Linked DNA regions of Mus musculus: region 1 is linked to region 2. A link is a loop called in an ENCODE intact Hi-C map of the cell type or tissue named here. Cell type or tissue: gastrocnemius. All regions are shown on one strand. Links, peaks and the distances in the headings refer to the core of each region. The heading gives the core; the rest is flanking DNA.

Evidence for each region. A loop is a pair of places that touch in the nucleus more often than their neighbours do. Peaks named below come from ENCODE experiments on the same cell type or tissue, not always from the same donor. Only the 100,000 strongest peaks of a DNase experiment are listed, where the experiment ranks them.
Region 1: it touches region 2 in a loop (5-fold over the local background); 2 of 42 quality-filtered maps call a loop at or near these places.

What each region holds. Positions count from the first base shown.
Region 1 is chr7:12,943,426-12,955,394 of GRCm38, forward strand. 1810019N24Rik (RIKEN cDNA 1810019N24 gene) reads right to left here. Exons shown (of 2, transcript NR_166501.1): 2 at 5,166-6,560. It overlaps Gm29638 (a long non-coding RNA gene), which reads left to right and starts at 6,560. Exons shown (of 2, transcript XR_391162.4): 1 at 6,560-6,928. In gastrocnemius, for the core only: no CTCF peak of the experiment used is centred there; a DNase peak (open chromatin) is centred at 6,227; H3K4me3 peaks cover 1,507 bases; H3K27ac peaks cover 1,606 bases.
Region 2 is chr7:12,890,991-12,902,959 of GRCm38, forward strand. Zfp128 (zinc finger protein 128) reads left to right here. Exons shown (of 4, transcript NM_153802.4): 4 at 1-2,432. The coding sequence ends at 435. It overlaps Zscan22 (zinc finger and SCAN domain containing 22), which reads left to right and starts at 6,819. Exons shown (of 3, transcript NM_001290436.1): 1 at 6,819-6,990. In gastrocnemius, for the core only: no CTCF peak of the experiment used is centred there; a DNase peak (open chromatin) is centred at 6,790; H3K4me3 peaks cover 1,297 bases; H3K27ac peaks cover 657 bases.

The DNA.
Region 1 (11,969 bases), core at 2,455-10,454, 53 kb after region 2:
GCCTTTAATCCCAGTACTCGGGAGGCAGAAGAAGGAGGATCTCTGGAATTCAAGGCTACCCTGGTCTACAGAATGAGTTCTGGGACAGCTAAAGCTACACAGAGCAACTCTGTCTGGGGGAAAAAAAAGGTTTGGAGGAATGGTTCAGTGGTTAAGAGCACTTCTTACTCTTGCAGTAGACTGGAGTTTAGTTTCTAGCACCCACACTGTGGCAGAGGGGCAAGGGGAGGGGCATTCACATCTGTGAACTCTAGCTTTGGAGGACCTAATGCCCTCTTCTGGCCTGTGGAGAAACTGCATTCAGATAGTGCAAAGGCCCCAATGCCATAAAAATAAACCTTTAAAACAAATAAGAAAAAAAACCCTATTATCTCATGTCCTGACTCTGATGCCTCCAATGAAACACTGAGCTAAAACTCTGAAGTGAGAAAAATGAAGCAAAAAGTGCTCAAAGGAGCCAATGCCAGGGGAAAGGGTTAGCCTCACGAGCAGGCTCAAGAAAAGGAAATGGCTAAAGGAAGAACCTCACCCAACACACTTAGTGCTGTAGCTCAGTGGCAGAGGTCTTGTTGAGCATATATAAAGTCATTGGCTCAGTGGTAACACACACACACACACTCACACACACACACACACACACACACTCACACACAAACACACACACACTCACATTCACACCACTGACTCTCTCTCTTTCTCTTTGGTTTTTCAAGACAGGGTTTCTCTGTATAGCCCTGGCTGTCCTGGAACTCACTCTGTAGACCAGGCTGGCCTCGAACTAAGAAATCCGCCTGCCTCTGCCTCCTGAGTGCTGGGATTAAAGGCATGTGCCACCATGCCCAGCTAACACGAACTCTCTTGCACACATAACACACACTTACACACACACACTGTAGACATCAAAAGCGTGGGAACTCTAGTTTGATATCACCTAGGACAGAATCTAGTGCCAGCTAGAACTGACAAGATGCACAGCAAGCACCTAGCCTCTAGGAGTTCCAGATTCCCAACTTTCCACATTTATGCCCAGCCACTGAAGGAAACAAGCCCATCTTACAGAAAGACAGATTTTTCAGTAACTATGTCATGTGAAGGAGTGACCAGTACTTTAGTATGTGTGAAGGAGACTCTTCACTAGGGTTTGGGAAGCTGGAAAAGTGGCATCGTCATTGACCCCTGCACTGATGCCAGAGGTATGGCTTTACCCAGAGACACTCCTGCTTCCAGCTGTCAGTCTCTGTAGCTGGACCTCTTCCAGACCTTTTGTGTGATCCCAGATTTCAGATCTTCCTAGCTCATGAGCCACGGATTTTGACTGTGATCCAGTTGAATATAAAAGGGACAATTCTGTGAGGAATGGATAAGCTGGTGACAGTTCATGAGAGCAAGATGATCTACCATGTCAGTGCATGGCTACGGACCAGAAATTGGAGGGTGTTACATTTGGAACTCATTCTATTGGGGAAAACATCGGGGCTGCAAAGAATATGTGAAGCTATGTATGTGATCAGCTTAGGACATGTTAAGTTGAGGTGAACATTTTTCAGCTGAAGGCTAGGAACAGAGAACATAATTGAGTTTAAGCATAGTTGAGGAGAAGCTGTCATGAGAGTAGGGAAAACTAGTGGAGAATTAGAGAGTTACCAAGGCCTGGGCTATGTGCCAGGTATGGAGACCAAGCCACCCAGGTATGACAGACCATTCACCAGGCATGAGGACAGGCCATACAGTAGGCATGAAGACAGACCCATGCACCAGGCATGAGGACAGGCATTACACTAGGCTTGAGGACAGAGTCAACAAGCAGGTATGAGAGAACAGTCACCAGGTCCCAGTCTCCTCTGGCGTATCTGTCATGCCTATTTATGGATTTGTGTTATTAGAATGGAAGTGATGGAATGCATGAGTGAGTTATGTCTTCTGAGGAGCAGCCAAGACATCACATGACAGACCCCATTGGGGAAGACTGAGATGTACATAGAGGAAAAGATTGAGCTTTACAGAGAAAACATTCAGGACTTGGATGTCCCTAGAAGTTAGATCCCCAAACAATAACCAGCGCCTTGTATTTTACAGGGAGTAGGTAAGATAACATCACCCACTCCTTTTTCTTTCTTTCTTCCTTCCTTCCTTTCTTTCTCTCTCTCTCTCTCTCTCTCTCTCTCTCTCTCTCTCTCTCTCTCTCTCTCTCTTTCTTTCTTTCTTTTTTTCCTCCGAGATAGGGTTTCTCTGTGTAGCCCTGGCTGTCCCGGAACTCACTCTGTAGAGCAGGCTGGCCTTGAACTCAGAGATCTGCCTGCCTCTGCCTCCCAAGTGCTGGGATTAAAGGCATGCACCAACACTGCCGGGCACATCACCCACTCTTTTTTTTGTTTGTTTGTTTGGTTTTTTGTTTTGTTTTGTTTTTCGAGACAGGGTTTCTCTGTATAGCCCTGGCTGTCCTGGAACTCACTTTGTAGACCAGGTTGGCCTTGAACTCAGAAATCTGCCTGCCTCTGCCTCCTGAGTGCTGGGATTAAAGGTATGTGCCACCACGTCCAGCTGAGACATGTCTTTAAATATTTTTTTCATTCTTTCCTTCATTTTTTGTTTTTTAGTTTTGTTTTTTAAAACAGGGTTCTCCTATGTAGCCCTGGCTGTCCTGGAACTTGCTCTGTAGACCAGGTTTGTCTCAAACTTACACATCTGCTTGCCTCTGCCTCTAGTGCTGGGATTAAAGGCATGTGTCACTACCACCTGGCTATGATTTTTTTTTTCTTAATCTAAGAAAATGTCTTTATGTGTTCATGAGGCCACATAGGGAAAAAGACAAGTGAGGTACAAACTACAGTACCAGAACCCAGATCACCTACAATGGCCACTCAGGAAAAAAGAGTGTCTGGGACCTGAGTTTGAAATAATCTGAACCTGGAATAGAAAAAAAGACAGAAAGCAGAAGTTGGCCACTATGCTGAGGGATGACACAGGGTTGCATCAAAGAACGTCATGACCTCCTTATTTTCCAGTCATTTGGTAGAACAGGTGTGTTTGAGGTGCTCCAAGGAGTTCTCCTGGGAGAAAGGTATGGCTACATCTTTAGAGGTCACGCTGCAAGCTGGGCATGGTGGCAGAGGGAGAATGGGTAGCTGAAAATCAAAGATGGTTTAATGGATATGCCCAGGCCATGGCCCCATGGCTCAGATTTACCACCTCAATCGCTGGCATCTTATCTCAGTATCCATTCAGCTCACCATCCTCTTGCTTACTCATAGCTCATCTTACTCAACCAGAAGACATTAGTCTTGACGTTCCTGGGGCCACTCCTTCAAAGTCCTAGTAGTCTGCAGTATCCAGACCAGCCTGTCCAAGAGGAATGAACAAGTATGTAGATGGCTAGTATCTACACGTTGGTTTGACCATTATCTTTGTGTCTCTCAAACATAAATGAAGCTAAGTAAGGTGGCTAACAATGCCTGTAATCCCAGGATTTGAGAAGTGAAGGCAGGAAGATTAAGACTTCAAGGCCATCCTTCAATACATTCTGAGTCTGAGGCCAGCCTGGGCTACATGACACCCTGTCTCAAACAAAACAACAAACAAACAAACAAAACCCCACAAACAAAAAATCTTGGGATCTCATTTTTCCATTAAGCCTTTATAGGAGGGTCTAGGTCACATTACTCACATGCCCTCTTCAGAACATCTACAAACCCTCCATATCATCTTGCCCCTCCTCGTGATCTTGCTTCTACCCTCAGCTGCCCAGACCCATGAGCAATCTCAAATCCCTGTCTTCTACCTGTGCTTTGGCTGTGAGTTATTCCCTCACAGCTGTCTTTGCTCTAACCAATTTCTGATCCACTGACTACATACCCATGGCTTGGAACTTGGTGTAGGCTGATTCTTTCTGTTTCTGCTTCTTGATCAGCCTGACAAAACCCTAATTCCCCAAGGAAGATCACCACACTGGTTTGTTTGTTTGTTGTTTCATGGGGTGGGGAGCATGCTGAGGATCAATACCAGAGTTTTTTTGCCCACGCTAGGCAAATCCTTTACAATTGAGACAGGGTCATGCTAAATTACTCATTTTGGCGTTAAACTCACTTTGTAATACAGGTCTTTTTGAATACATGATCATCCTGCCTCAGCCTCCTGACTTGGATTAAAAACCAGCCTGGGGGGCTGGTGAGATGGCTCAGTGGTTAAGAGCACTGACTGCTCTTCGGAAGGTCCTGAGTTCAAATCCCAGCAACCACATGGTGGCTCACAACCATCCGTAAAAAGATATGACTCCCTCTTCTGGTGTGTCTGAAGACAGCTACAGTGTACTTACATATAATAAATAAATAAATCTTTTTTTAAAAAAAAAAACAGCCTGACCCCACCCAGCCTATGCTTCATTGTTTTGTGCTAGTTCTACTTGGCCAAACTTAGTACTCTGAACCTAACCTATGTATGGCTGCTCATAATGGATGTCCTTCCTCCATCCTTGGATGTCTCTAGTTTGAGACTGCTCAAATACAAAACCCAACAATTCTCTCCCTTAAGACCAACCTCCATATTTCCCAAACAGGGGTCAACCTTGGTAACACTTTCTCACAGACTCACAGCAAGTCATCTAGTTGGCCAAAGTCAAGCAGGTTCCAAAGTCAGCTATCTGGTTCCATGGGCTCTTGTTGCCAGTCACCAGAAGCGCACACCTCCTGGCTGGCCTTCCCATCACTATCCTCACCATCCTCTCCGTGTGTTCTCTAGCAGGCAGCAGCTATAGGGAAAGTCCCGTGGGGAAATAACCAACCCTGTTCTAGAAATTCAAGCTCAAAAGGCTAAGTAGGTGGTTCTGGCTTCTGTTAAACTGCCGGCTTGCGTTACTTCCCTCTGCAACTACCAACCAATATGTTGTTTTCTGTGTTCTTTGCCTTAAAAAAGTATCCTGTAAAATGTATTCGAGGTTGCTCTGTGAGAAGTGTTTTTCTCTAGGCAGTTGTCAACCAGACTCTTAATTCGGACTTTGGTCTTATTGAATGGTCTTTGGGTGTTAGGGGAAGGTTGGTGGTCCACTGTCTATGAGCAGATATCCATATCAACACACCCAGTTGAGAAGGTCTATGCTTGCGCTGGACACCCAAAGGATGCATTTTCTTAATTCAGGGGATAGTAATATACAACATAAAGAACAACACAAACCCACTTGTCTCCATTTATAGACCCCATTTAAGGACCAGACCATAATTACAAAAATAAAAAGGCCATAGAATAGCAGCTCCACAACAGACCATAAGTCCCAGAAACTAGGCCCTAAGACACCACCTCCAGGGAAAGACCATGAAATCCAGACCAAGATCATAAAACCCCCTCTGGAAGAATACCCTGGGGACCATCACAAAAAAACCGGGGAAATATCTTTGCTCAGGATGGGCCATCTGTGCTATCTCATCCTGTGGTTAAGCGTTCATGACATAGGAATACAGACCACTGACCACCTGTGACCCCCTAGCACGCACCAATTACATTTTAGATTACCTAATCCTTCTAGAGTTCCCTACAAGGCCTGTGCACCTTTGTCTGGGGTCACCATTTCAAAAATGGTTGACCTCAGCATGCTGGTTGTATCTGCAGAATAAATGCTCATTGTCTTTGCATACTATCTGAGTCTTGGGTCTTCCTTCAGCAATTTTCAGATCCATACAGTTTTGAATATCATGTCCTACAAGACTCCAGGTACTTGAGATGCCAGATCTCCCTGCACTAGATCTTGGGCACTCTCTCTTCACTGTAGTTTGGGTCCGTCAGCGTACAAGCTCTGGGCTGGGCAGATCCTCTCGGGTTAGCCTAACCTTTACACTTCCATTGGCTTAATGACAATGGAATATCCTGTAATAATGGGTATCGGCCCTCAGGCTCTCGATCTTCCTAACTTGAGAAACCTACGGGGACCACAGGAACTAAAGCCAAGAGCGAAGAGCCCGAGCCTCTTGGCGCAGGTTCTACTACATCCTGACACTCTCTGTCCGTTCCTTCTAGCGGAGCGCCACGGGCTGAGAGGAGAACGAGCTACATAAAGAACGCAATACAGGACCCGCGTGGGGACCAGAAGTCCCGCCCCTTCCGCGGCTGCTCTCCTGATTTAAACCATACCTCTGAAGTTTCATTGGCTCAGGATGCTCAGACAAAGGCACACTGTTTCCCAGAAACCATCACGGCACCGTTTTTGTGGTTGCCACGGTGATCGTGACAGAAACGGATATACATTACTAAGCGCGCGCAAGACCTTTCTCTGCCCAATGAAAACCCAGAAGAGCATTTATGGGTGGGCCAAAGGGACGCTGGGAGTCATTTTCTGGACCGGTTCGTAGAGAAGGCGGGACTTCTGGCTTTTGACTGGCCACTTCCCCTGCTGGCTGTGGAGTGGGCTATGTCACCATGTGGTTTTACTACGGCAAGGCTGCTTCCGAGGGGTCGTGGAAACTGGAGCTGAGAAGTCAAGGACTTAGGCCTCCGTGATATCACGTTCCCCAGAGTCCCGATGATCTTGTCGTGTCCGGGGGGTGTTCCACCCAAAAACTGAGCGTGTGCACCATCTGTAGGGAATGTCGTAGACAGAGGCTCGGAAAGACTTGCAGGTCACGACCCTCGCCCTGCCATTTCCTGGCTCGCTTTTCCTTGCCAGTGCTACTGACGTAATAGGCGCTGATATGACCTTTGGCTGGGGCCTCTGAGACTTTCCCCGAGCGTTTATTTCTATAAGATGCCGAGCTTCTTGGCTACACAACTGCACTGGTGGCTTTCACTACACTGTTAATGATCTGTCATGGGGTGAATCACCTTGACCTGGGGTTCTCACAAACCACTTGGTCTTCCATGGGAATCTCTGCTTCTACACTACAGAGCGGGAAAGGGGAAACCAGGGTACTTGGAATGACGCTATGGCCAAAGAAGGTCAGTCCCTGTGAGTACAAGTCAGGTGTGGAGGGACTTTGGGGTGTTCTCTCTTGCCCTGACACCAAGGAGAGTAGTCACACACCTCCTTCCAGTCTTCCTCTCCCAATTCTGACATTTCATCCTATTGTCCCCTGACTCCTACTTCACCAAGCCTCACTTTTTCTACTCCCCCCCTCCCCATACTTCAACTCTTCTGTTATTGGCAACCACATAACATGTCTTGAGCTGGTTTGTATCCTTAGTTATTGAAAACGAGCTCTTCGAGACTGGCTTCTTCACTCTAAGTGTGGGCATGCTGATGATCAAAGGCCTGTCTTTTCTTTGCACAGCACTTAATGCCAACTTGTTCTCCAGTCTCTCTACTTAGGCCCTTCAGGTGGCAACCATGTGTTTCCATAGTGATGACAGAAAAGCCCAGACTATAACCCGCTGCCCTTGATATTTGATCTTTTCAGAAGGGAGAGTGTCACAACTATTCAATGCAGCCTGCGCATTAGGGACAGCAAGCATCTTTGTATGAAATCTGTTCTTAGCACCTACACACACACAAAAAAAACCCTGCCAAGGTCCACCTTTAAAAATTCTCTTACTTCTTTCAATACTCTTCCAACAGTCCTCCCTGACTCCCTTCATAGAACATGGTATCTTTTTACCACTCATGTGCCCAAGTAACTGTATACAACGGTATTGAAGGCTGATACCAGCCATCTGCCAATTTGTCTCTGTATACATGTCACAGATATTCTAAGCACCTCACTCATTGAATCTCCTGTCTCCACTCTAGTGACAATATATTGCTCTTCAAATGTGACTCTTCTCAGTTCCTGCAGGATATCTTTCCATCCAAGGCCTTCCTGGAAACCCATATCTCAAGTCACATTTAATTGCAAGGCTTACCAGAAAGCTTGTGAATAGTCAAAAAAGAAAAAAAAAATCTTTGAAAGTGTTTTGTTTTGTTTTTGTTTTTCGAGACAGGGTTTCTCTGTGTAGACGTGGCTGTCCTGGAACTCACTCTGTAGACCAGGCTGGCCTCGAACTCAGAAATCTGCCTGCTTCTGCCTCCCAAGTGCTGGGCTTAAAGGCATGTGCCACCACGCCCGGCTTAAAGTGGTTTTAGGACAATATCAGGTTTTGAGGCTCCTCTGAAGCTTTTGAGGGAGTCCATCCAGTGGGTAACATGTTGACTATTTGTTCCCTCTTTCTCTCCCGAGTCCTGCACCTTCATCTGCCACTCACACTGCCCCTGAGGATGCTAGGTGTTACCCCACTTCCCAAATTATGGAAATGAAAACCTATTTGGTACATGGAAAAGTGCTCCAAGCTTCACCCTTTTAGCTTGTACTTTTTTTTTTTTTTTTTTTTTTTTTTGGTTTTTTCGAGACAGGGTTTCTCTGTGTAGCCCTGGCTGTCCTGGAGCTCACTTTGTAGACCAGGCTGGCCTCGAACTCAGAAATCCACCTGCCTCTGCCTCCCAAGTGCTGGGCTTAAAGGCGTGCGCCACCACGCCCGGCTTAGCTTGTACTTTTTAAAAGATTATTTTTATCATATGTGCACTGGTATTTGCCTGCCTGTATATCTATCTGAAGTATATCTGTGTAAGGATGTCCAATTCCCTGGAACTAGCGTTATAGACCGTTGTGAGCTGCCTGGGAATTGAATTCAGGTCCTCTGGAAGAGCAGCCAGTGCTCTTAACTGCTGCACCATCTCTTCAGCCCCTCAGCTTATATGTTTACTAGCCTAGTCCATTGTCGTCCATTTTGCCACAGAGGTCACTTATGTAACAGCCCAGATTATCCACCCACAGGGATTTGTTTATATGCTTCTTTTTGCTAAGAGATGGCTGACACTGTATTTTGTAGCTAATGCTGTGGTGTCAGAACTAAAGAGAAGGCATCAGAACCACAGAGACTGAAAACTGAGGAAAAAGAGGCAGCTTGGACATTATTATCCACCTGCAACTGCTGGGCTTAACTTCTCGAGACAGGACAGTTTCCCATCCGGTTTGTGGTGCTCAGATAATTCTGCTCCAAACCCTGCATTTCTGGTAGGTGAAGGAGTGGCGGGTATCACGGGAACAATTGCAGGTAAAGAACACTCTTTCTTGCAGACGACATAAACCCTAATCAATAAAGCTTCAACAAAATTGTTATTAGTGGTGAATGGAATCAAAACTTCTCACTATCTGGCTTCAGGTACTAATTTGATTTAGGGCTCACATTGTAGCAGAAGGCTTTCTCTGAGCCAGACATGCAGTATGCCTGTAATTACAGCACTTGAATGACTGAAGCAGGGGGACTGCAAATTGGAGGCCAGACTTGACTACATAGCAAGTATAAGGTCAGCCTGGGCAACATGTGAGATCTTTTCTTAACCAATATCCTCCCCCGCCCCCCAAAAAATCAAAAATAAATAAAAATAAACAAAAGAGCTTTCTCTTTTATTCAGTAATGCTTTCCTCAGTGGCAGGCCTCCCTTAAGAATCAATATAGATGTCAACAGATTTATTTGTAATTGCTCAGAGTCCTGGGAGATTGGTTTGGGATATTCTGGGACACACACAAACAAACACACACAAACATAGAGCATGCCAAGTACCTTACACAGATCTTTTAAGGAGCTTAGAAGGCAAGCTTAAGTCGAGGACCCTTTGCCAGAAAGGTAGGGTTTCTTTTACAAGATCTCCCTGTAGCTGCCAGGATACAAGAGATTAAACTCTGATGACCATTATGTTTTCTACTCTGAGACTGATAGAACTGGACTTTCACCTCTAATTTCAAGTATCACTTCTGCTTCTACTTGGTGGAGGGCAGTTAGTACACTCAGAAGGGACGGCCTGGAGTTAGGATCTGCTCTGATACCTTGGGATGCTCAGAAATTATGCAGACTAGCCCCATGCTCACTGATGCTTTCCTTTAGAGAACTGCTTGTCTCATGCTTCTGGGTACTAGGAGGCAGAGATATCACTGAGTGGAGCTACACACTGTGAGTAAACATTGTAAGCCAATGGGTTCTTCATGTGCGGAGAGCCCCAAAACTTTCTTTTGTCTGATTTGCCTCGAAGCCATTGTTGGGCCAGGAACACATGGTATATAGATCTGTGACATTGAAGGATTCTACAAACCTTTAGACTTTTTTTGCTCTGTTCTGTACTGAATTTTTTAAGGGGTATGTCCTTGTTCTATAGAAAGTGGAGGTTCAGTGACAGGTAGATCTCTGTGAGTTCGAGGCCAGCCTGATCTACAAAGCTAATTCAAAGGTAGTCAAGGCTGCTAGATAGAGAAACCCTATCTTAAAAAGCCAAAAAGAAAGAAGGAAGGGAGGGAGAAAGGAAGGAAAGAAAAGAAAAAAAAAGATGGATGGCACGTAGAAGTTCTCTCCTGTGGCCAAGGTCACCATGAGGACAAATTTAATAAGCACTGAAAATCAGATGGTCATAGTTGAATGTGGTGGTGCATGCCTGTAATCCAGCATTGGGATTCCTCCCCAGCAGGAAGATCAGAAGTTTGAGGCCAAATATAAGACTGTCTCAGGGGGCTGGTGAGATGGCTCAGTGGGTAAGAGCACCCCACCCGACTGCTCTTCCGAAGGTCCAGAGTTCAGGTCCCGGCGACCATGTGGTGGCTCACAACCATCTGTAACAGGATCTGACGCCCTCTTCTGGTGTGTCTGGGGACGGCTGCAGTGTACTTACATATGATAAATAAATAGATCTTTAAAAAAAAAAAAGACTGTCTCAAAAAAAAAAGGGGGGGGCGGGGGCTGGAGAGATGGCTCAGTGGTTAAGAGCACCAACTGCTCTTCTGAAGGTCCTGAGTTCAAATCCTAGCAACCACATGGTGGCTCACAACCATCCGTAATGAGATCTGACACCCTCTTCTGGTGCATCTGAAGACAGCTACAGTGTACTTAGATATAATAATAAATAAATCTTAAGCCGGGCGTGGTGGCGCACGCCTTTAAGCTCAGCACTTGGGAGGCAGAGGCAGGTGGATTTCTGAGTTCGAGGCCAGCCTGGTCTACAAAGTGAGTTCCAGGACAGCCAGAGCTATACAGAGAAACCCTGTCTCAAAAAACCAAAAAACTTCTGTTTTTCAAGGAGCTGCTGTAATAAGAAATGTATGTGGTTTAAATTCCCCCACTGCAAAAAGAGATTCCCCTATTGTTTGATGTCACTGAATATGAACTTGAATATATCCAACTCTTATGAACTAGGATAATGGGATTCAGACATCTCAATATATGTTTTCCATTTACCACAGTCTCCACAGTTTCTGTACCCACCTAGGCTACCCATCTGGCTACTGTAAATCTCATAGCCAGTGACACTTTATAGACTCTGCTCTTCTAAGACCTTATAGATGGGTAGGTCCAGAAGACAGAGGCCCCTCAACTGCTGCAGGAATTATTGAGAACAAAGAGACCAGTTCCTGCTGCCCTAGGATATACTGATGATTGCCACACCACCATCTAGTCTTCAAAGCTGTCTAAGAACCAAGAGATATACTGGGCACAGTGACCTTCAGTCCACCCCCAGAAGACTAAGCATTAAGATAATCCAGACTAACAGGCATTGGAAGCGGCAGCTTTGCACTGTTAGAGCTAATTAACTTTTCAGTTTCTCCCCACCAAGAGAGTGATCCCTGAAATGAAAAGATTACTTTAACAGTAAGGGTTTTGTGGGCTGGAGAAATAATGAATCAGCAGTTAAGAACACTGACTGCTCCTCCAGAGGTCTAAAGCTTTCCAGCAACCACATGGTGGCTCACAACCCTATAAAGCGATCTGATGCCCTCTTCTGTCATGTAGGTGTACATGCCGACAGATCACTCCTACCTTAAACAAACAAACAAAACATCATTTGCAGGCTGGACAAATCCACTGGTGGGAAATCCTTGGAGGTCATCAGCAGGCTCTAGTTCAGACCTTCTAGGTCAGGGAACAACCTAACCCACTGAAGATGGGGATAAGTGGGAACTGAGGTGACCCAAGGGCTCCCTTCACTTACTCTGGAGAATAAGAGAGCACAGAGCAGGGGGAGGGTATGGGG
Region 2 (11,969 bases), core at 2,030-10,029:
ATCTTTGAGCAGGCGCCGGCTTTAATAAAGTACGAATGGACAGAACCCCTCGGCTGTGACTCACCGTTGAGTCAAGGTGAAAGGACTCAACGGAGTGATAGGCCCTTTAAGTGTAATCAGTGTGGAAAGTGTTTCACTCAGAGTTCTCACCTCATCCGACATCAGCTCACCCACAGCAGAGAGGAAGAACCACTACGTGGACGTAGCAGAAGGCAAGAACAGCCGTGTAGACGGGGCTCAAGACTCATTCAGAATACAAACTCAAATTCAAGGGAGCTTCCTGTTGCCCAGCCAAAGGCAGGACAAGCCAGCAGAACCCTGGCCCTGTTTGACCTTCGTGAAATTATGCAGGAGCAAAACCCTGTGCATGTTATTGGGGTAGAAGAACCTTCAGTGGGCAACTCCATGCTGTTTGACACCAGAGAATCTAGATAGGAAGATAATTCTTTAGATATCTTTTGAGTTACCAGGCACAAACATTATGCCCACACAGTGTATGGGTGGCAAGAGATGGCACAATATCAGTATTGACCTCTGACTTCCTAAGGAAGTGGTGCCTCCCACACAGTTGAGGTTGGTGGTTCTCAAACGTATCAAACTCAGCTCCTGTTTTTGTTTTCTGAGACAAGGTGTCATGTGGCCCAAGCTGGCCTCAAACTCACTATATATCCAAGGATGACCTTGAATTTTCTGATTTTTCTGTTTTCATTTGCCTCCCTAAGTCTGGGATCATAGCTGTGTGCCACTAGACCCAGCAACAGCAGACACCTTGAGATATCTTCTCCATTATCCCACAGTGAGTTTACCAGGAATAAAGTCTCTGCACTGGCATAGTGTGGAAATAACATATGACCCTTGTTGTGTGTAATTTAAAAAAAAACAAGCTTCCACCTTTGCCCAGAACTGTGGCGCTCAATCCTGGTTTAGCTCCAAGATCGGCTGCCACCAGTCCCACTCCCAAGTTGTCTGTTCCTCCTGGCTTAACTGAGCCAACAGCCAGCTATTGCCTTCCCCGAGTTCTTTGTAAAGGATAGTTAATTTATGGTGTATTATGTCAATGTGCTATCTTACCATGTCCATGTGGACCTATTTTTACCAGGAGATCATGGTCTGAAACTTTAAGACTGGTTCAAGGATACTGCTGTCTAAAAAAACACCATAAGGGACTTTATCATGCCAAATTGATTTTGCAGAATAGTGATGAATTCTTATGAAAGTTTGAACAAATCAAAATGCTATTGTATTGTGGAAACTGTCTAAATTCCTAATGTCCACAAAGTACTATGTGTTTCTATGTGAATTCAAGTCAGAAACCCAGTTTATGTATCACACAGGTTAAGTCACATGTAGCTCAGTTCTGCACTTGACAGTCATTGCAGCATGCTTATCTCCTGTCCTCATTTCAGTACATCATCTGACAGAGAAGGACCCACAGAATTCTACAACATCCTCTAAAGGAGTCACAGCGCCTATGAAAACCACTATCTTGAAATATCCAAGGTTGTTAGAGGTAATTTGACCTCAGAGGACATTTGGTAATATGTGGAGTCATTTTTGTCCCTGCAACTTAAAAGATGTTACTGCTATCTGGGTGGAGGCCCTGGATACTGCTCAACATACTTAAGTGTCCAGAGCAGCTCTTCCAAGAATTTTCTAGCCCCAAATATCAATAGTATTAACATGGAGAAGCCCTGATACAAACTCAACCCAGAAGGTTGAGTAATAAAACACTAGGCTGGCATGTAAAAGGCCCTAAATTCAGTCCCCAGTACAAAAGATACAATAACTCACCTTTTCTAAACTGTAAATTGATTAAACAATGCTGTATTTGAGTTGTTCTTAACAAATAGAGTCATATATATATATATATATATATATATATATATATATATATATTAGTGTTAAGTAAATTACTGATTTGCAATATTTATATTCAGGGTGAATAATTCCTTTATCTTTCTGTAAATCTTTTATCACTTAACAATGAACATTCTAAAAGACAAATGATATATTTTCACTGGGTCTCCTACCAGTATTGTTTTCACATCCACCCCAGAAAACCATCTTGTTCATCTCTCTGAATATATTTGTAAAAGGCTAAGACTTTAAGGATATATAGCTGCAACCACACTGACCCACGGGGACAAAGCCTTTTGCATAATCACACTAAGTCCATCATTTTGGGGTTTTGTCACATGGGTTTTTGAGCAGTGCTTCTGGGCCAGAATTTGAATGAAAGCAGTGACTGGGGTTATTGATTGTACTCCTCTCAACCAGAGCAGAAGATCTTTAGGGAGAAGTTACTCTTTTACATCTCCAGGGAAAAGATTACTAATATCTAACGGACACCATCAAATATCCAGCATCCACATGTTCCTGGTTGCTTCATAAAACTTCATATTTGTTTTAATCTTTCCGTAACTTATACAAGATCTACACGGTGTGTTTGGTTTCTTTCTTAAATCTTTTAGTTCTGCTGTTTCTTCATCTATTGTTTGTTACTTAAATAACTTTGATATGGTGAACTGATTTCCGGTTTGGTATCAAGTCACTGAACTGTGCTAAGGGGGTGCCCCTTAAGATCACATGACTCAACCAATTTAAAAAGGAAAAGAAAGTCATTTAGAAAAAAAAGTGCTTGCAATATACTAAAACCTAATTTAAAAAGAAAAAAAAAGTCATTTAGAAAAAAAAAGTGGGGGGCTGGCGAGATGGCTCAGTGGTTAAGAGCACTGACTGTTCTTCCAAATGTCCTGAGTTCAAATCCCAGCAACCACATGGTGGCTCACAACCATCTGTAATGAGATATGCCCTCTTCTGGTGCATCTGAAGACAGCTACAGTGTACTTATGTATAATAATACATCTTTTAAAAAAAAAGAAAGAAGAAAGAAGGAAAGAAAGAAAGAAAGGTGCTTGCAATATATTAAAAACCTAATTTAAAAAGAAACAAAAAGTCATTTAGAAGATCACATGACTCCCATTGTTCTCAAAGCTCCTCCCCCATGCTCCATGTTCTATGAGGTTGCTGCAGGAAGACTATTGGAAAGCCTTCCTGTCAGCCCTTTTGTTGTTGTTGATGTTTTGTTTTGTTTTGTTTTGTTCGAGACAGGGTTTCTCTGTGTAGCTCTGGCTGTCCTGGAACTCACTCTGTAGACCAGGCTGGTCTCAAACTCAGAAATCCACCTGCCTCTGCCTCCCAAGTGCTGAGATTAAAGGCGTGTGCCACCACTGCCCAGCTCTCCTGTCAGCTCTTAATGCAAATAAATAAATAAATTTTAAAAGCTTTATACAAAACAAGATACTTTTTTTTAATTTACACTATGGTATCTTTCTTTTTTTAACATTTAGTTAGTTAGTTAGTTAGTTAGTTAGTTAGTTGAAATATTTATTATTTATATGTAAGTACACTGAAGCTATCTTCAGACACACCAGTAGAGGGCATCAGATGTCATTACAGATGGTTATGAGCCACCATGTGGTTGCTGCGATTTGAACCCAGGACCTTCAGAAGAACAGTCAGTGCTCTTAACCACTGAGCCATCTCTCCAGCCCAAGATACTCTTTTTTTAAGGTTCATTTACTTTATGTTTATGAGTGTTATTTCTGCATATAGAGCAGCATACCAGAAGAGGGCATCTGATCCCATTATAGATGGTTGTGAGCCACCATTTGGTTGCCGGGAATCAAACTCAGGACCTCTGGAGAAACAGACAGTACTCTTAACCACTGAGCCATCTCTCCACTCACCAACCCCCCCCCCCCCCAGCAAGATATCCTAACGACCATTCTCATATTTACAGGGAACTTCACCCTTATCTAATTGTTTTCCTCCACATGTTCTCTTAAGAAAAAAGAAGGCAGGTAGGGGGAAGGAGGTTCCCAACCTGTGTCCATGCAGTTCCTGACAAAAAGAACATTTATTGTTATCTCTGGTTTCTCATAGAGCCAGGAAACCAACTTAACCTAAAAAGAAACTAACTATGAAATATGCACAGCTCAGCTGTAGTCACATGCTTGTGCCCCAGGAGCATGGAATCAACTGATTTAGTTGTACAGAACAGTTGCCTGTCAGGTGCCTACCTTGAACAGTCATCCTAACAACAGCAGTTCTTGCCACTTTGAGGGAACAGTCCAGCATCAGGACTGCTGCCATCACAGCTCCTTACCTTTGCTCTCTTCTAAGAACCTGAAATCTGATGGGGTCTCCTTTGGAGTACACCTGGCTCCCAGGATACTTTGGATCAGCATTTTTGTTTTTCTTTTTTGATCTCCAGGGTGCTCACAAGACACTGTTGGTGTCCAGAATTTGCTTCTCTGCACTCACATTTCCCTCTGAGGTCGGCCTTTCATTTCCTTTGCCAAGCCTGACTTTTCATAATAACTCAGCTGTTATATCTTCTCTGGGAGCTTTTCATTCACAAAGCTAAGAAAAGGTGCATCAGCTGGCTGACTTTGTGGTAGTTCTATGAAGTAGTAGCATTTCTAGATGAGCCAGGAAGTGTGACACAGGCCTTTAATCCCAGCACTCAGGAAGCAGGGACAGGGGCAGGGGCAGCAAATCTCTTAAGTATGAGGCCAGCCTGTTCCAAGATATCCAGGATTACACAGAGAAACCCTGTGTCAAAGTCACATAGACAGATAGATAGATAGATAGATAGATAGATAGATAGATAGATAGATAGATAGATAGATAGATAGATAGCATGTGCAACCATATTCTAAATGAAAAAAAAGTAGGCCCAGAGCAAATATTACTAATTACCAGCATAAAGGTAATTATGTATGTTATATTCAAAAGTAATATAAAGTCAGACTTTCATATGAGCACCCAGTTTACAGTAGCTAAGATTTCAGTGACTCTGGGCTGGAAAGATGGCTCAGCAGTTAAGAGCACTGACTACTCTTCCTAAGGACCTGAGTTTAAAACCCAGCAACCACATGGTGGCTCACAACCATCCTTAATGAGATCTGATGCCCTCTTCTGGTGTGTCTAAAGACATCTACAGTGTACTTACATATAACAAATAAATAAATCTAAAAAATATATATTCAGTGACTCACTTATGTTGGAGGTGCTGCTGTGGGGTTTTGCCTTTTTCTCATGGTCCTGAGCAAACTGCTAAAGCCTCAGTCATTGTGCCTGTAATCAATACTGGGAGAAACAGGAAAGTAGGCAAGCCAATATTCACCTTTCTCATATGTCAAAGAAGGGCCTTCCCAGAAACCTCTGTCATATACCCACATAATTTGTTGGCCAAAAATGAGTCACAGGGCCATCTGTCATAAGAGGTTTGGAGTGGTAGTGTTCAGCATTCCTAACCTCTGGTGGCTGCAGGGAAGGTTGAAAAGGGCTCTGTCCCTTTTCTCTTCCAGTCTCTGGAGTCACCTGTATTCCACATTTCCACAGTGCCAACGTTCACCTCAGGCCTCTCCCCTGCTGCTTCACAGAATCAGTTGTGTCCACAACTGGGTGCTGCCATTCCTCAACGACCCTTCTGCCTTCCCCCAGCTTGCAAACAAGGTGGGGAAGGAGGGATGAGTACAGAGCAAATTCATGTACTAGGAGCCTGCTCAATACCCTTGCCTCCGTTGGAAGTAGCGAAACATTGTTTTCTCACCTGAGAGTCTCTGTGAGGAACTGAATTTGGCCGAGATTGCTGTACTGCCAATTTTCTCCTCAAAGCACTGATCACCTTACATCTTTCTGTTGCACAGTTCCCTCAATACACGCATCCTGTGGCTGCTCTCTATGAAGTTTGCTAGTATGGCTGTTAAAAAGACTGTTACTCGTGCACCATTCACTTTGTATGGAGCTCAAAGACAGACAAACTTGTAGACAATTTAGCAAATCCCAACAGTAAAGGCCTCCTAGTCAGGCACCTTGTCTAAAAGTCTGGAAGCTGTCTGTGATGTTTAAATGGCCTGCAGACACACACATACACACTCCACCCCCAGCTGTCTCGTGTAGTTAGTGTTAGTTAGCTAAGACTGGCTACATTCAAATAAAATGACAAAGGTTTCGGAAGGATTGTGGAAGGATTGTAGTTTAGGGCTTGAGGTTGCACTTAATGTGAGTAAAGGTCCAGGTTCCCCAGAACCAAAAAAATTAAGCAAAATATGGCTGGCAAGAAAGAAAAGTGGGTAAAAGTACTTGCTGCCAAAACTGAGTTTGACCTGCAGAACTCACTTGGTAAAAGGAAAGAACAGGGTTCCAAAAGTTGTCTCCTAACCTCTTCACGTGCATTGTGGTACGTACCCCACAACACACATAAACACACATGAACAAACACACACACCAAATAAATGTGATTTTAATATATATATATGTGTGTGTGTGTATACATATATACATATACATATACATATACATATACATATACATATACATATACATATACATATACATATACATATACATATACATATACATATACATATACATATACATATAACCTATGTGGGTATTTTGCCTGCTTGTATATCTGTGTAGCATTTGTGTGCCTGGTGCCTATGAAGGCCAAAAGAGGGTACCAAAACTCCTGGGACTGGAGTTAGACGGTTGTGAGCCATCAGAGGATGGACCTCACTCACTTGCACCGTGCATGCTCCAACTTCCCACACATCCCACAACTTCTACTCAGAAACACCAGCCTAGAGTCACCATCCTTCCCAACCCAACCCCCGGCAGGCATTCAGAACTACAACTCCCACAGGGCCGAAAGAATTAGCGCTGTGCTTTCTGGAACTTGTAGTCCAGGTGACGTGCTGTGTGGCCATTCGCCTGTACTAGGCACTTTGGGACTTGTGGTCCCTGGGCACGAAGGCGCATGTGTGTGCGTCACCAGGACGCCTTTGGAAGTGTCCGCTGGGAGTTCTGGAGACCCGGTGAGCGCGGGAACCCTGGCATGGAGGGGTGAGGGCTGCGAACGCCCACGGCAAACCTAACGGCCTGTGAGTACAGGACAGAGTGTGTCACGGCTGATGGAGTGTAAGTCTGACAAACCAAAAGCGGGACTGGCCGACCGGTTGTATGTGTCCGACAGGTTGTGCTACGTCTGATGCGTCGTGGCCTTGGATATCTCGTCGAGTGACTGATGAAGCCACCGACAGAAATAGCTTTTCGATGGACTTTAAGATGGGTTTGTAGCCAGGCGTGGTAGCGCAAGCCTTTAATCCCAGCACTCGGAGGCAGAGGCAGGCGGATTTCTGAGTTCGAGGCCAGCCTGGTCTACAAAGTGAGTTCCAGGACAGCTAGGGCTACACAGAGAAACCCTGTCTCGAAAAACCAAAAAATAAAAATAAAATAAAATAAAAAATAAATTTAAAAAAGATGAGTTTGTAACGAGTTCAGCCATGAGTGAAATCCTCTGTGTCTGGTTGAGATGCTGACTAACATGGTCTTCCTGCCTCTGCCTCCCAAGCCACCACGCCAAACATTTCAGCTGCTTTATTTACTTATTTTTATTTTATATGCATTGGAATTTTGCCTGCAAGTATGTGTGTGAGGGTGCCAGATCTTGGAATTACAAACAGTTGTGAGCTGCAATGTGGGTGCTGGGAATTGAACCTGGGTCCTGTGGAAGAGCAGCCAATGAATGCTCTTAACCACCCACTGAGCCACCTCTTCAGCCCCTTGAGCTGCTTTAATTCCACCATAAAATGTATATTAATTGAGCCAGCCATGGTGGCACATGTTCTTTTCGAAGCCAGCCTCATCTATGTATCAAGTTCCAGGCCATCCAGGACTTTATAGTAAACCCCTGTATCCTGGTTGGGTTGGGTTGGGTTGGTTGGGTTGGTTGTATACAACTTGATGAAAGCTAGCGTTATCTGAGAAGAGGAACCTCCATTGAGAAAAGGCCTCCAAGAGATGACTTGTAGGCAAGTCTATAGGGGCATTTTCTTGATTAATTATTGACGTGGGAGGACCCAGTCCAGGTGCCACCCCTGAGTAGGTGATCCTGGGTTATATAAGAAAACAGACTGAGCAAGCCTTGGGAAGCAAGCATTCCACCACAACCTCTGCTTCAGTTTTTGCAACCAGGTTCCTACCTTGAGTTTAACCTGACTTCCTTCAAAACTGGTAATTTGTGAGGAAAATAAGCCCTTTCCTCCCCAACTTGCTTTTGACCAATGTTTTATCACTGCAAGAGAAGGTGCAAACTAAGACAACCCTGTCTCAAAATATACACACACACACACATCACACATGCATATATAATAGATGTGTGTTTACTATGTAGTAATTTATATTAATATATATATTTATTTGCTGGTTTTAGCTTGACTAATTTTTTAAAAATTTTTTCTGGACTATTAGTTTGTACTTGGGATTTACTACAATATCAGATACAATATGGCATTTCTGGGGTATACTTAAGTGTTCTGGTGACTAAGGGAGGTCCTGCTGCTATGCTATATAATAGGAACAGAGTGATGAAGTCCTGCACTGTAAGTACCAAGTCTCTGAAGGAAGTGCTGTCCCTTTCCAGATGTTAGTAGCTTCCCTATCTAGAAATGGGGATTGATTCCGAAGCAAACTAAAATTGAAGTCAGCAGGCAAGAGGAATGTAAGTTCTATTATGTAAGGAGAGCTAGTCTTAAAATGAAGTGTAATATTGAGCCAAAACACATGACCATTTTAAAGCTCTTCCTATATTATATATGTGTGTACATGTGTGCACACACAGAGAAGCCATGGCCCATGTGTAACAAAGATCAGGAGACAAGTTAAAGCAGTTGGTTCTGTCCTTTTACCATACGGGTCTTAGGGGTTGGAGATAGGTTGTCAGGCTTGGCGGCAAGCACCTTTACTTGCCAAGCCATCTCCCCAACCCATACTGTGTTTTTTGTAAAGGGCATTTTAGCTGACTGTCACCTACTAGGAATGTGTGAAGTGGGTTCTTACCAGCCCCAAGCAGCACTCGTTGTTTACTGTTCTTCTGCGGTTTGGAAAGGCTGAACGTCATCCCCCATAAAGAAAGACTGGAGGGCATCATTTGTGAGGTCCAAGACCAGCTCTCCACCTGCTGACAGAAAATAACCCTAGAGGTTAATGCAGTTCCCCAGCTTTTTTTTTTTCTTAGATTTATTTATTTATTGTATGTAAGTACACTGTAGCTGTCCTCAGATACTCCAGAAGAGGGCATCAGATTTCATTACGGATAGTTGTGAGCCACCATGTGGTTGCTGGGATTTGAACTTGGGACCTTTGGAAGAACAGTTGGCGCTCTTAACCACTGAGCCATCTCGCCAGCCCCCTCCCCAGCTTTTAATATGGAAACAGTAATACTGTCTCATAGAGGATCATGTGTTAACAGACACAAGAGGCTAGGGTCACCTAGCATATAGTTAGTTCCCAGGGCCTGTCCTTATTTTCTCCTATTCCTGTCCCACGTTGTAACGTACTTGTTCTTTTATCAGCCTGTCCATATCAGTCTAGTAAAGGCATTGAACACGGGTCCCATGTCTTCCTCATCTTGGCATCCTTAGCAGAGCTGGGTACCAAGAAGATACTCAATGAAGATTCATTAAGCAAAACTTGCGTTTACATATGTGTAGACAATAAGGTAACTGAAGCCCCTTTACCTGCTTAGTACATCTCTCTGCCCCCTCCTTTTTGTGGGACAAGCAGTGGCTTGCTAGGTAGCTCACAGTCTTCAAATCCTCCTGCTTCATCCTCCCATGTGTGATTATCTTGCCCTTGGTCCCTTATCCTCTTCCCCCTCTCCACATTCACCTCCCCCTTCTCCACGTGCACATGACCGGCCTCTCTCCCTCCCTCCCTCCCTCTCCCCCCCTCTGCTTTCTTCTTAACTCCCCTCCCCATGCCATAAATAAACTCTATTCTATAAAAAAAAAAAAGAGCCCCTGCAGTGAGGGCAGATGGATAATAAACAAGCAATCATATAATTGTGCCATATGTCAGGTGGTAAAGAGCAATAAGAAATAAAGCAGAGTAGAGGGCAGAATCTCTGCAGAGTTATCTTTTTGTATAGAGGCCTATTTATGTATTGTTGAGAAAGAAAAGTCTTGCTCTGTAGCCCAGGATGGCCTTGAACTTTCAGTCTTCCTGACTTAGCCTGCTGAGTTGTGAGATTATAGCTATGTGTCCCTATTAGAAAGAACCACAACAGAAATTAGAAAATATTTTAAACTAAATGAAAATGAAGTTGGGTATATATAATAGTACATGCTTATAATCCCAGTACCCAGGAGGCTGTAGCAGAATTTCCATAAGGCCATCATGGTCTATATAAAAGGTCCTGACTCAAAAAACTAATATAAAAATGTAGATAGAACTTATCAAAATTATGACATACAACTAGAGCTTTTGGAATAAAATGTATAGCTTTAAACACATGCACTTTATTTTAGACTTTTATATTTATTATGTATACACACACATACACACACACACCACAGCATAACATCTTAAAGAGTCAATCTTCTCCTTCCACTCTGCGGGTCCTAGGTATGAAACGTTTGTCATAAGACTTGGTGGCAAGTGCCTTACATGATAAACCATCTTGCTGGCCCAAATACATACATTTGTAAAGAAGCAAGGTAGTCAGGCATGGTGGGGCATGCACTGGGGATGAAGGGGAAGGACAGTGAACTGGAAGCCATGCTAGCTACATAGCAACACACACAGACACACATATACACACACCTACACACACCTAACAGAATAAATCACCGTGGGATTACCAGGTCGAAAGATAAGAAAATAGGAACTGTATAAGTGACAGGAGACATGGCTTTGTGGCTTTGTGGCTAGCTGTGGGCTGGCTTGCGTTTGCAGCTCACTCGCCTGCTGATCCTTCCCTAGCTGGGAGACTTGGAGAGGATCCTTTCATTCTGTCTGCCTTCACCTAAAATAGGAATACAACTTGTCCCTTGAGTTTGTTTCTTTGCGTTTTGGTTTGCTTTGGTTTAGGTTTTGGTTTTTGAGACAGGGTATCTGTATATAACCCTAGCTGTCCTGAAACTCACTCTGTAAACCATACTGGAATTGGATTCAAAGATACACCTGCCTCTGCCTCCCATGCTGAGATTAAAGGTATTGGCCAGCTCCGCCCTGCTGTCGGGGGGAGGGGGGGAGATTATGAATATATATATATATATACGTGTGTGTGTGTGTGTGTGTGTGTGTGTGTGTGTGTACTCACAAGAAAGACCTTGCAGGATGAATTTTAGGCTTCTCAGCATTGACCAGCCTCTCGAGGGCTGAATGCTAGCAGCTCCTAGAAGCTCTTTTTATTGTTTCTAAATGGCACTGTTATCAGTTCTGCATACCAAAACTTACTTGATCTAGGGCTTGTCTTGAGTAATTTCTTTTTCTTTTTTTAAGATTTATTTATTATTATATCTAAGTACACTATAGCTGTCTTCAGACACTCCAGAAGAGGGCATCAGATCTCATTACGGATGGTTGTGAGCCACCATGTGGTTGCCGGGATTTGAACTCAGGACCTTCGGAAGAGCAGTCAGTGCTCTTAACCTCTGAGCCATCTCTCCAGCCTGGAGCTTATCCTGAAAGAACCATCACCTTAAGCAATTTACAGCCATATTAGACTTCCTGATTTGCCAGGCATGTCTCAAGACTAATTATGCAAAGGCTCTGAGGATCCTTTAAAAGACTCGCTCCATAAATCTCAGATAGCAATCACTGACAAAAGGCTGCTTCAAAACTTAGGTGCCGCACGCACTCCATATTCATGCCAGATACAACACAACAGTCCTGCTAAAATTCTGCTACAATACTGTTTGTATATGTACGATTGTTTTGCCTACATGTGTGTCTGTGTACCACACGTATGCCCGGTGCTTGTGGAAACCAGAAAAGGGTGACCTGACATTGGAATTACAGACACTTGTGGGCCCCTATGTGCGTGCTGGGAATGAAACCCGAGTCCTCTGTAAGATAATCCAATCTTCTTTACATTTTTATTTTATTTTATTTTA